2 separate regions of the Mus musculus genome follow, and region 2 is linked to region 1. Evidence: chromatin contacts called from ENCODE POLR2A ChIA-PET data. All regions are on one chromosome and are shown on one strand. Each heading gives the region's core, a stretch centred on a gene start or an enhancer-like site at or near the end of the contact. The rest is flanking DNA. Distances are from core to core; before and after follow the strand shown. Region 1 holds the start of Vps28 (vacuolar protein sorting 28). Region 2 holds the start of Dgat1 (diacylglycerol O-acyltransferase 1).

Region 1 (4,992 bases), core at 1,386-3,885:
GTCTCACCTAACACAGGGCTTACTTTCCAGGGTCCTGCCAGCAGAAGGGGCAGTCACTGCCATCGGCGAGATTCCACAAGGCTGTTGTGATGAAAGGCAGTTTGTGGTGTAACCAGGGCAAGGAGCAAGACTGACTGGTGGCTCAGAGTACGGCAGGAAGCACTAAGGCAGATTACCTCAAGCATGGCCTAAGCTGCATAGTAAAGAAAATAATAGTACTAGTAATAATAATAATAGTGATAATAATAATAATAAACCAAAGGAGGGGCTGGAGGAATGGTCAACACTTAGGGGTGCTCTTCCAGAGACCCTCATTTCAAATCTCAGCATCAAACATAGCAGCTCACAACCTTTGGAACTTCAGTTCCAAGGGATCTGAAGGCAGATCTGCAGGCAGCCTGGCTTCACACAGTACACAGATAGACATGCAAATGAAATGAAACACCAGTACACACAAAGCAATTTGAATTTATTTATTTATTTATTTATTTATTTATTTATATTTTCGAGACAGGGTTTCTCTATGTAGCCCTAGCTGTCCTGGAACCAAGATGGCATCAAACTCGAGACTCACTGCCTCCAGGGTGCTGGGATTAAAGGTGTGCACCGCCAAATGAGTACACTGTAGCTGTCCTCAGACACACCAGACAAGTGTGAAGGCATCAGATTTCATTACAGATAATTGTGAGCCACCATGTGGTTGCTGGGAATTGAACTCAGGACCTCTGGAAGAGTAGTCAGTGCTCTTAACCACTGAGCCATCTCTCCAGTCCCAAAATAATTTGTTTTTGTTTGTTTTGTTTTGTTATTTTGGTTGGGTTTTTTGTTTTTCAAGACAGGGTTTCTCTGTATAGCCCTGGCTGTCCTGGAACTCACTTTGTAGACCAGGCTGGCCTTAGACTCAGAAATCTGCCTGCCTCTGCCTCCCAAATGCTGGGACTAAAGGCGTGTGCCACCACTGCCCAGCTTGTTTTGTTTTCAAGCAGGGTTTTTCTGTATATGCCTGGCTGTCCTGGAACTCATTGTGTAGATCAAAATGTCCTTGAACTCACAGAGATCTGCCCGCCTCTACCTCCTGAGTGCTGGGGCTAAGGGTGTGCACCACTGCCCAGCTGTTCCTTTAGCTTTTGGTTGTGGGATATCCTTTCTTCTGTGCAGCCTTCTCTTTTGGCTAGGAACAGTTTATTCCTTCTCAGTGAGAATCATCTTACTTACTTACAGGGGGAACCCATGGGTTAGTTCACCATAAAAACTCAACAGTGACCAGAGAGAACATATATCCAAACTTTGTAAGAGAACATATATCAAAACTTCTTTGGGGGCCACTGACTGACTGGCCTGGCAAACATTTTCCAACTCCACCTTTATAGACAGACCTCTGAAACAATGCACATTGCTTCTTTAAAGTGACATTTTTCAGATACACATGCACACCCCCTCACAGCCTAGGCAGCTCCTCGGGTATTCTTAAAATGATCATGAAGATTTGAACCTCCTTTTGGAGTGGCAAATTGTTTGTTGTTTTTTGAGACAGGGTGTCTCTGTGTAGTCCTGGCTGTTCTGGAGCTCTGTAAAGTTTCCTCTCTACCTGGAGAGGACTGAGATTAAAGGCGGATGCCACCAGGGCAGGCATGATTTGGACCTTTTGTTTTTGCGGGGTTTTCTGGGTCAGGAGGGTAGCAAATCATTGTTACTTGCAGAAAACCTTATTTCCTCATTCCTGTCCACCAGTCAGTGATCCAAGTTCCGCTTAAGGGGTGCTTGCTCTCTCAACCTGCCCCCCTCCCTCCTTCCTTGCCTTATCTACTAATAAGCTAGCTTGTCCCGTTACACCAACGCACTCTCCACCTTATAAGTGTGCCTGATGGCCTGGCCTGCCACTGCCTTGCCCAGCTGAGATTTGAGGGTGGCAGCCTTTCCCCCTGGAGGATAAAAACTGAGCACAGGGGAGTCCCTGGGTTTTTCCTGTATCTCACCCCCTCTTCCCAACACAATGGTATTTCTGGCAGCTGTGCGCTTCATCCAGTTCCCTGACAACCTTGAGCCTACTGGGATCTCTGACTTGATCAAGGCCTGGCATTCACTAGCCTCCAGAGATCCGAGGGCCCACAGTATACAGATATATTGAGTCCTTTTTATGATGGGACAAGCCAAAATGTAGGCTCCGAGGTACAACATAAGCACTATGCCTCCTGTGGGTGTGTAAGTTAAACCTACCTCCTCCTCACCCCCACAGGCTGCTCTATTCAAGGGCCGCTGAACTCTGACCTCTGGGACAAGATCTTCGTGCAGTTGCAGGAGTTGCAACTGTGCACCAAAGACCTGAGCACCAAAGACCGAGACTCGGTGTGTCAGAGACTGCCAGAGGGTGCGTGCACAATGGACCAAAGTTCCAAGCTCTTCTTTAAATGCCTCTGATCCTAGTCCTGCCGTTTCCTCCAGAAGAAAAAGAAAAACCTTAATAAACTATGCTGCTATCTCATTTGTGTCAGCTCTCTGCGAAAAGGGTGGGCGATGTGAGCTGTAAAAGCCTTGACAGGCGGAGCTACTCCAGAGCGCAAGCTCAGGCAAAAAAAGCCGAGTGCCGATCAATGGATTTGGCTTGCTATGTGCGTAGGCTCAAGGTTAGAGGATGAGTGCCGAGCTGCCGATCGGGTTTCCCGGCAGGCGCAGGCGGAAAAAGCGAGCACCGAGCTTCTGTCGCCATCTCCGGGACTCCAAACGCCCCAGGTACACAGCGGCGGTGGCCGGGTCCCCTCTTCATAGGAACCCTTTGGTCTAGGTGTCCCGGTCCCGTCTCCTCTGGGGCTCAGCGGCCCTTGCCGCGCGGCCAGTGTCTCAGTAGGTGATGGGCGCTGTCAAGTGGCATTGCTGGTCCACAGTTCAGGTTCCCCTGTCTGTGAGGGTACCCACCTTTCTTCTGCGACTCCGCCGGCTATTCCTAGCTCCTGCGACCTCGGTAGCTCTCGCTGCTCCTCAAGCCACTCCATCTCAGTTTGACCATCTTCCTTGAACATTTGTTTTCACCCCATTTCAAATCCTGAGGCGTGTCTGGGCTGGCTTCCTTATTAGACAGGACCTATCCTGGGCCTTGCCTCCGCCACTTTGCCGCATCAACCAATAAGCTTGCCCTTATTCATTTCTCCAGTATCTCCCACAGATTAGGGTAAAACCTACCTCCACACTTTCCCTCACACACAGAAAGCCCCGGACACCTAGTCTCAGTTCATTTCCACTGAAAGATGTTGCAACAATGCCCTTCCCCTGTGCCCAAGATGCTGCCCCAGTTCTAACAGCTACTCTTCCCTACCCTAACCCAGCTAACAGGCAGGACTCCCATGGCACTCGATGTTCATCCTCAAAGCCTGACATGACATTCCCCCATGACAGTCCTTTAGCATCCTGTGCCGTTCCTGTAGAGAGCAGGAAAGCTGTTCACAACGCTCTGATCTCCAGAGCCCAGTTCTTAAGGTGTAAGGGGACCCTTGAGTTAGTGTTGGCTCTGCTTTCCAGGTCTCTTGTGCTGTATAGCTGCCTGGGCCTGCAGGATGTTCCACGGGATCCCAGCTACTCCTGGTGTTGGAGGTGAGTGTAGGCTAAACTGGGAGGAAGGGGAGGAGCCAAGGCTTTCCCTGTTGCAGGGGCTGTTGGGAAAGGACCACACTGCTACGTCCATCCCGTAGTCATTAGGCCCTGGGTAATGACTAGGGCCAGAATTATTTCTGGTGGGAATCTGAGGGCCCCTGCAATACCCTGCTGGGGAGCGAGAATATACTCCAATGTGGTCAGAACCTCTGGCATCCTGAGCAACTCTGGGTCTCCAACTGCATGTGTGAAGCATCTGACAGGCTTTTATTTGTACCAAGTTGTGGTTCTGTGTACAAACTACAGTCATGTTGGCGGGGGAAGAGAGCTAAACCTAGCAATCTGTATGTAGCCTCTTAGAGGCCATATTGGTAGGAGGTGAGGCTGGAGCCCCTATTCTGTGCTTCCCTTTGAGCTCTGTGATACATGGCATGGGAGACACCTTCTTGGGACGTAACTGAAGTGGGCCTGTCCTGGGGTCACCCTTGTCAGCTCCTCCTTGCTCTGTTGCAGCCCCTGGGAACAAGCCGGAGCTGTATGAGGTAGGTAGCAGATCCTCACCTGGCCACTGCAAACACCATGTGGCTGTCACTGGTTCTATAACCACGCCTGGAGATGCTGACTGACTCTTGCCTGCTTTTCCAACAGGAAGTAAAGCTCTACAAGAATGCTCGGGAGCGGGAGAAGTAAGTCTAAGCTGCCACGCACACATGCACATGCACACATACGCACACATGCACACTTGCACCCATCCAGCCTCCATGGCTGGCCCAGCAGTCTACCAAACCCACCACCACACCAATGGTTGGGGAGAACATGGCGTCGCGCTAGGAAGATGGTCCCTGAGGAATATGTACCAGGGATGGAGTGGGAGGTGGGCTGAACTCTGCCATAGGTGCAGAGCAGCAGTTGGCTGCCCTGCCTCTGGACAGCGGCCTGATGGATGGCTTTGTCTTAGGTATGACAACATGGCAGAGCTCTTTGCCGTGGTGAAGACGATGCAGGCCCTGGAGAAGGCGTACATCAAGGACTGTGTCACCCCCAATGAGTGAGCAAGCCTGTGGCGTCAGACATTGATGGCCACCAATCCTCAGAAGCATGTGTCTCCCTTTCATGAAGCTTGTGGATTCAGTAGGCAGCATACACAGAGCCCAAGCTATGAGGGTGTTCATTGTTGCTGCTAGTTTCCGGGCAGGATCAGCCAGGGACCTTCTGTAAGGGTGGGTATGGTTCTGACTTCAGAAGGCAAACTGGAGCCTTGGGCAGCACAGTCTAAGGTATCACTGTCAGGTCTAGGTAGCCAGCATGGATGCTGATGCTTTATCCACAGATGACAAGCCTGTTTGACTAGACCAGGAGTTGCCAGGTGGTAATGGAGGTCTGACACCTGGCAAATGGAATAGACGT
Region 2 (4,992 bases), core at 1,435-3,934, 110 kb after region 1:
AATCAGGCTCTCCACAGAGGATCTTAACTGTCACTGTCCCTAGCTGGAACAAGATCGACAAGGTTTCTCTGGCTGTCCTGGAACTCAGAGATTCATCTGCCTCTGCCTCCCCAGTGCTGTATTAAAGGCCTGTAACCACCATTGCTCAGTAAGAGATTTCCTGTAAAGGCCTGTAACCACCATTGCTCAGTAAGAGATTTCCTGTAAAGGCCTGTAACCACCATTGCTCAGTAAGAGATTTCCTGTTTGTAGAAGAGGAGCCTAAGGCTCAGATAAACAGTTGTGGGTGAACAAATAGCCTAGGACTGTCTTCACATAGTACTGTCTCCACCCACCCAAACACCACTTTTTTGGTGGTAGCAAAGGCATACAGGAAGTCTTGTATCTTCCTACTTTCTAGAGGACCCCACAGTTTCAGGGCCTTGATTGCTTCTGTTTCTTTTCTTTTTTTAAAAAATATTTATTTATTTATTTATTATATGTAAGCACACTGTATCTGTTTTCAGACACTTCAGAAGAGGGCATCAGATTTTCTGTTATGGATGGTTGCAAGCCACCATGTGGTGTGTGTGTGTGTGTGTGTGTGTGTGTGTGTCCCCGCTTCTGTTTCTTTATGTTAGTAGGCCAAAAGGAATGGAAACAGCTTCCTGGAGGGTTTTGATGAGCCCTCTTCTCCACCACTGCAAACTCTCCGAAGCAGGTTTTCCTTGGCCTGCTTGTAATCCTAGGGTGCTGGGTTCAGCCTGAAGCTGTTTGTGACTTTTTTTTAAAATTAAATTTTTAAAAAACATTATTTATTGTATGAGTGCTCTGCTGCATATACACCCACATGCCAGAAGAGGACATCAGTTACCCTTATAGATGGTTGTGAGCCACCATGCGGTTGCTGGGAATTGAACTCAGGACCTCTCAGAAGAGCAGCCAGGGCTCATAACTGCCGAGCCATCTCACCAGCCCTGTCTGCACACTTTTTTTTTTTTCAAGACAGGGTTTCTCTGTGTAGCCCTGGCTGTCCTGGAACTCTATAGACCAGGTTGACCTCGAACTCAGAAATTTGCCTGCCTCTGCCTCCTGAGTGCTGGGATTAAAGGCGTGTGCCACCACTCACGTTAAATTTCAACAGTGAAGCTGTCTGCATATCGCAATCATCCATTCCAGCCTTTCCTCCTTGAATCAGGCCCTGGAACTCTGACATCGGTGCCATCTCTTTGGCACAGGTCTCCATAGAACCATCCTTCCTGATGGCTCTGGTCATCCTCTGGTCTCTTCACTCCCATGGCCTCTTGGAGGCTGACAGCTGTAAGGCTGAATGTCAATGAATAGCTGTCTCCAAGGAGGACTTTCATTCTCTTGGATGGTGTGGATTCATCTCTGGCTTTAGTGGCAGCCTAGGCCTCAACCTTCCACTTTTAGTTTTTGGTTTCAAACTGGAAGCTGGTGTAGCCAACGTGCTAGCCCAGGAGAATGTGGAAGCCTCGTATTCACTTAACAGAGGAAGGAGCGGGAAAGGCATGGCAGAGCTCACACGACTTACCTTCACTTCAGGCTCCCAAAGAGACTTTTTCTTTCACTCTGCCTCCTTTTGGGGTCACTATTCACAAAGACCTAGCCCTTGCCTTGCCAAGGACCAGATGAAAGACTGGGCCAGCAACAAAGGAATGCTCGGAGACACTGACCAGGTTGGCTCTGATCCACAAAAGTCCAAGCCTGGGTTCGCTTTTCTCTGCATATGTACAAAGACACCACCGGCAGGGCAGCCCAGATTGCTCATCATGAGATGTGTCGTGAAGAAAGTGTGACCTGAGGGAAGGAGTCAGTGGATACTACAGAAGTGGAGGGAGCTTAATAGGAAGACTAGTAGCATCCTGTAGGAGAGGCTACCAACCTTGTCCTATAGAGGTGCTTCTTAGGCCTGCTATTCCCCAGAAGAGAAAGCCACTATTCTCCTTGGTCCTTTATAGTGTTTCTGAAGGAAATTAGGTGCTTCCTCAGGTCTAGAATGTATGCACGGCGGTGTCTAAATCAGGCACGTTGCTTGTCGGGCCCTCGACAGCACTGTGGGGCGGTAGAGGAAGAGGCCATGGTGACTGGTGAGTTGCTTCTTTTAACTAACTGGGCAGTTGCACACATTTGCTGTAATGCGAAGCTGGGTATTTCTCCAGTTTGATCCTTTGACAGGCTATGTGCTCCAAGGTACATTTAAACTGGTTCCTGCCTAGCAGCTAGGGATCTTTCGGAGAACGATGCTGCCAGAGCAGATAAGTCTGTCGGTTGTGCGCTCAAAAATGGATTTGGAACCGCAAGACGTCAGCGCAGTTTCATAAATGACCTACACTCAAACCGCTGCTGGGGATGACGAAAGGATGTTTTTACATAAGTGGGACAAGAGGCAAGCAAGAGGTCAGAGGAAGTGCGTAGCTGCCAGGGAGCCAGGAGCCGGGGCAGTTCTCCTCCCGCTTGCTCCTCGCAGTGAGACAGCACCTCGGACCTCTTCCACCGAAGTTCACAGCCAAGCTGCACACTAGTTGCTTCTGCCAGCCTGTGACTGCAATTCCCAGAGTGCTATACGTCACCAGCTCCCGGTGCCTTCAACTCCCAGGAGGCTCCGCGCTCTGCTCCCGCGACTCCCAGCGTGCTCCGCGTCTTCGATTAGGCTCCGCCTCCGCTCGGCCTCGGACTACAAATGGACTCTCCAGTTGACGCCACAGCCAGTCAGCTGCTCCGCAGCATCGCAGCCTCAGCGTCGCAGAGGTAGTCGTGCGCTGCGCCGGCTACGGAGGCCGGCAGGGGGCGGCGGCGGAGGCCGTTGCTCAGGGTCCAGAGGCGGGGCCGCGGGCTCCAAGCGCTGAGAGCCGGCGGAGCACGACTGGGCCGCGACGAGGTGCGGGCCGAAGCCATGGGCGACCGCGGAGGCGCGGGAAGCTCTCGGCGTCGGAGGACCGGCTCGCGGGTTTCCGTCCAGGGTGGTAGTGGGCCCAAGGTAGAAGAGGACGAGGTGCGAGACGCGGCTGTGAGCCCCGACTTGGGCGCCGGGGGTGACGCGCCGGCTCCGGCTCCGGCTCCAGCCCATACCCGGGACAAAGACGGGCGGACCAGCGTGGGCGACGGCTACTGGGATCTGAGGTAGCGGAGTGCCTGATCCCCTTACATCTGACCTCTCCAGTGACGCTCCTAGTTCTTAAAAGTTGGCCACAGCTTTGCGAGTTACGCGGCCGGGGCTCCCCTGGGGCTGTACTGGGACACGGGCTTTGGGGAGAGGGTCACTTGCCAAGGTCACCCAGGTGTGGTCGTGTAGCCGACCAGGGAGTCTGGGTAGAGGAGTGGGCAGCAGCCCCCTTTCCATATTGCTTAGGAAAGTAAGCACACCTTGAGGCAGAGTCCCTTGAGGTCCTTTCTGAGGAGTGGGTAGCAGGAAATGTGAGCCCCGGGGGGGTGGGGGGTGGAGATGAATGGGCTTTCTTCAGTGGAAGGAGGCTGATGTTTTCCAGGGAGGGTTATGATGAAGAGTTACCTTTGCAAAAACTACGAGGGGTGTCCTGTGGGTAGAGAAGGCTGCTAGAGGCTCCAGAGGACACACGCCTGTTTGAGGCGATGGGTATGGGCGTTTGCTCGGGGCAGAGGACAGTACAGGAAGCTTTCTAGTACTAACAGGCTGCATGGCTTATTCACCCCTCTTCCAGCAAGTAGGAGGGCCTGAAGGAAGCCCAGCTTATGTTACCAGAATGACTTCGGGCTATAGGGGCAGAGCTGACTACTAAGTGAGACTTTCATCCCGTGGTTGGAGTACCGGAGAGAGGTTTGGTATGAACACACCTATGGGAGAGGCCCTGCTTAGCTGAAGAAATGGAGACTGTCTCCTACAAAGCCGGCCCTGAGACTCTTTTTGGTGATCATCATGGGACCCTTTAGTAGCTCTGGGTTAGGAAGTACCTGAGGGGCTTGGAGGAAGTGGCTATCTAGGGTGGCAAAGTCTGGTTCTCTTTGTATCAACAATCTTTTTCTAGTGGGCACGGTGCCCCCCACGCCCCAGCTGCCCTAGGGTGTTCACAGTTCACCCAGGAGATAAGATAACTTCAGTGTGAGGCAGGTATGGCATATTATGAACAAAGGTCAGGTAAGGAGGCCTTGGAGGCAAGAGTGGGGGAGGAGGTTGGCCCTCCTTAGAGGGATCATGATTTTCTGTAAATCAAAGCTGGTCTTGAGAGAGGCTGGCCTCCCATTTTCCACCTGAAAAGATGTTGTGTGTGTGCGCTCTCTCTCAAACAAACACACAAACAGGGTTTCTCTGTGTAGCCCTGGTTGTCCTGGAACTAGTTCTGTAGATCAGGCTAGCCTCAAACAGCTCCACCTGTGTCTGTCTCCCAAGTGGTGGGATTAAAGGTGCCCGCTGCATCAGAAAAGATGTTAAGGGTCCTATGTCCTAAGGTCCTGTGATCCTAACAATCCCCTATTCTGAATGCCCTCATTGTCCTTTCCTTTAGGAGTCAGGAGTTTGGCTAGTATGACCTCTGGAGCAGTGGGGAAAGTATCTTTTTATCTTTGAGGTCTCAGTTGTAGGCCAAGTTACTATGCAGGGATAGGCAAGAGAGAACAGTCACACCTCCTGATGACCATTGAACTCAGTGTACTCCGGTGGGAGGCTTGTGCAAGCTAGGAAAGATGTCTATGTGTGTGGAAAGGGTCTGTGCTGTGGCCCCTTCTCCTCCATAGATGGATGTTGCATTATGGGGATGGGGAGTTTGTCATCCCCCAGTGGGCAGTGGGCCTCAATCCATGTTGGGGATGTCACAGGGCCGGAAGCCTCCTAGGTGAGGAGCTAGATTCCATCCCTCCACATTGGTGGGCCAGGCTCTGCCTGCCCTCTTGGAGTTGGCCTGTAGCTCAGCCTATTGCAGCTCTTCCCTTGCCAGCTCCCCCTCCCCCTGCTGCTGTTGCTCTTGGCAGCCCAGCTCAACTCTCACCCTTCCTCTTGACTCCTTGAGCTTCTGTGTC

What was found. ChIA-PET counts read pairs that join two places held with the same protein, here RNA polymerase II (POLR2A).
Region 2: POLR2A ChIA-PET joins it to region 1 with 18 read pairs in embryonic stem cell. The contact joins the promoter of Dgat1 here to the promoter of Vps28 in region 1. POLR2A ChIA-PET finds 5 or more read pairs at or near these places in 4 of 5 experiments (Patski and embryonic stem cell).

The regions. Positions count from the first base shown.
Region 1 is chr15:76,623,727-76,628,718 of GRCm38, reverse strand. Vps28 (vacuolar protein sorting 28) reads left to right here and starts at 2,635. Exons shown (of 10, transcript NM_025842.4): 1 at 2,635-2,730; 2 at 3,514-3,585; 3 at 4,099-4,127; 4 at 4,234-4,271; 5 at 4,544-4,633. The coding sequence starts at 3,549. Tonsl (tonsoku-like, DNA repair protein) reads left to right here. Exons shown (of 26, transcript NM_183091.3): 26 at 2,237-2,482. The coding sequence ends at 2,418.
Region 2 is chr15:76,509,686-76,514,677 of GRCm38, reverse strand. It overlaps Dgat1 (diacylglycerol O-acyltransferase 1), which reads left to right and starts at 2,684. Exons shown (of 17, transcript NM_010046.3): 1 at 2,684-3,123. The coding sequence starts at 2,897.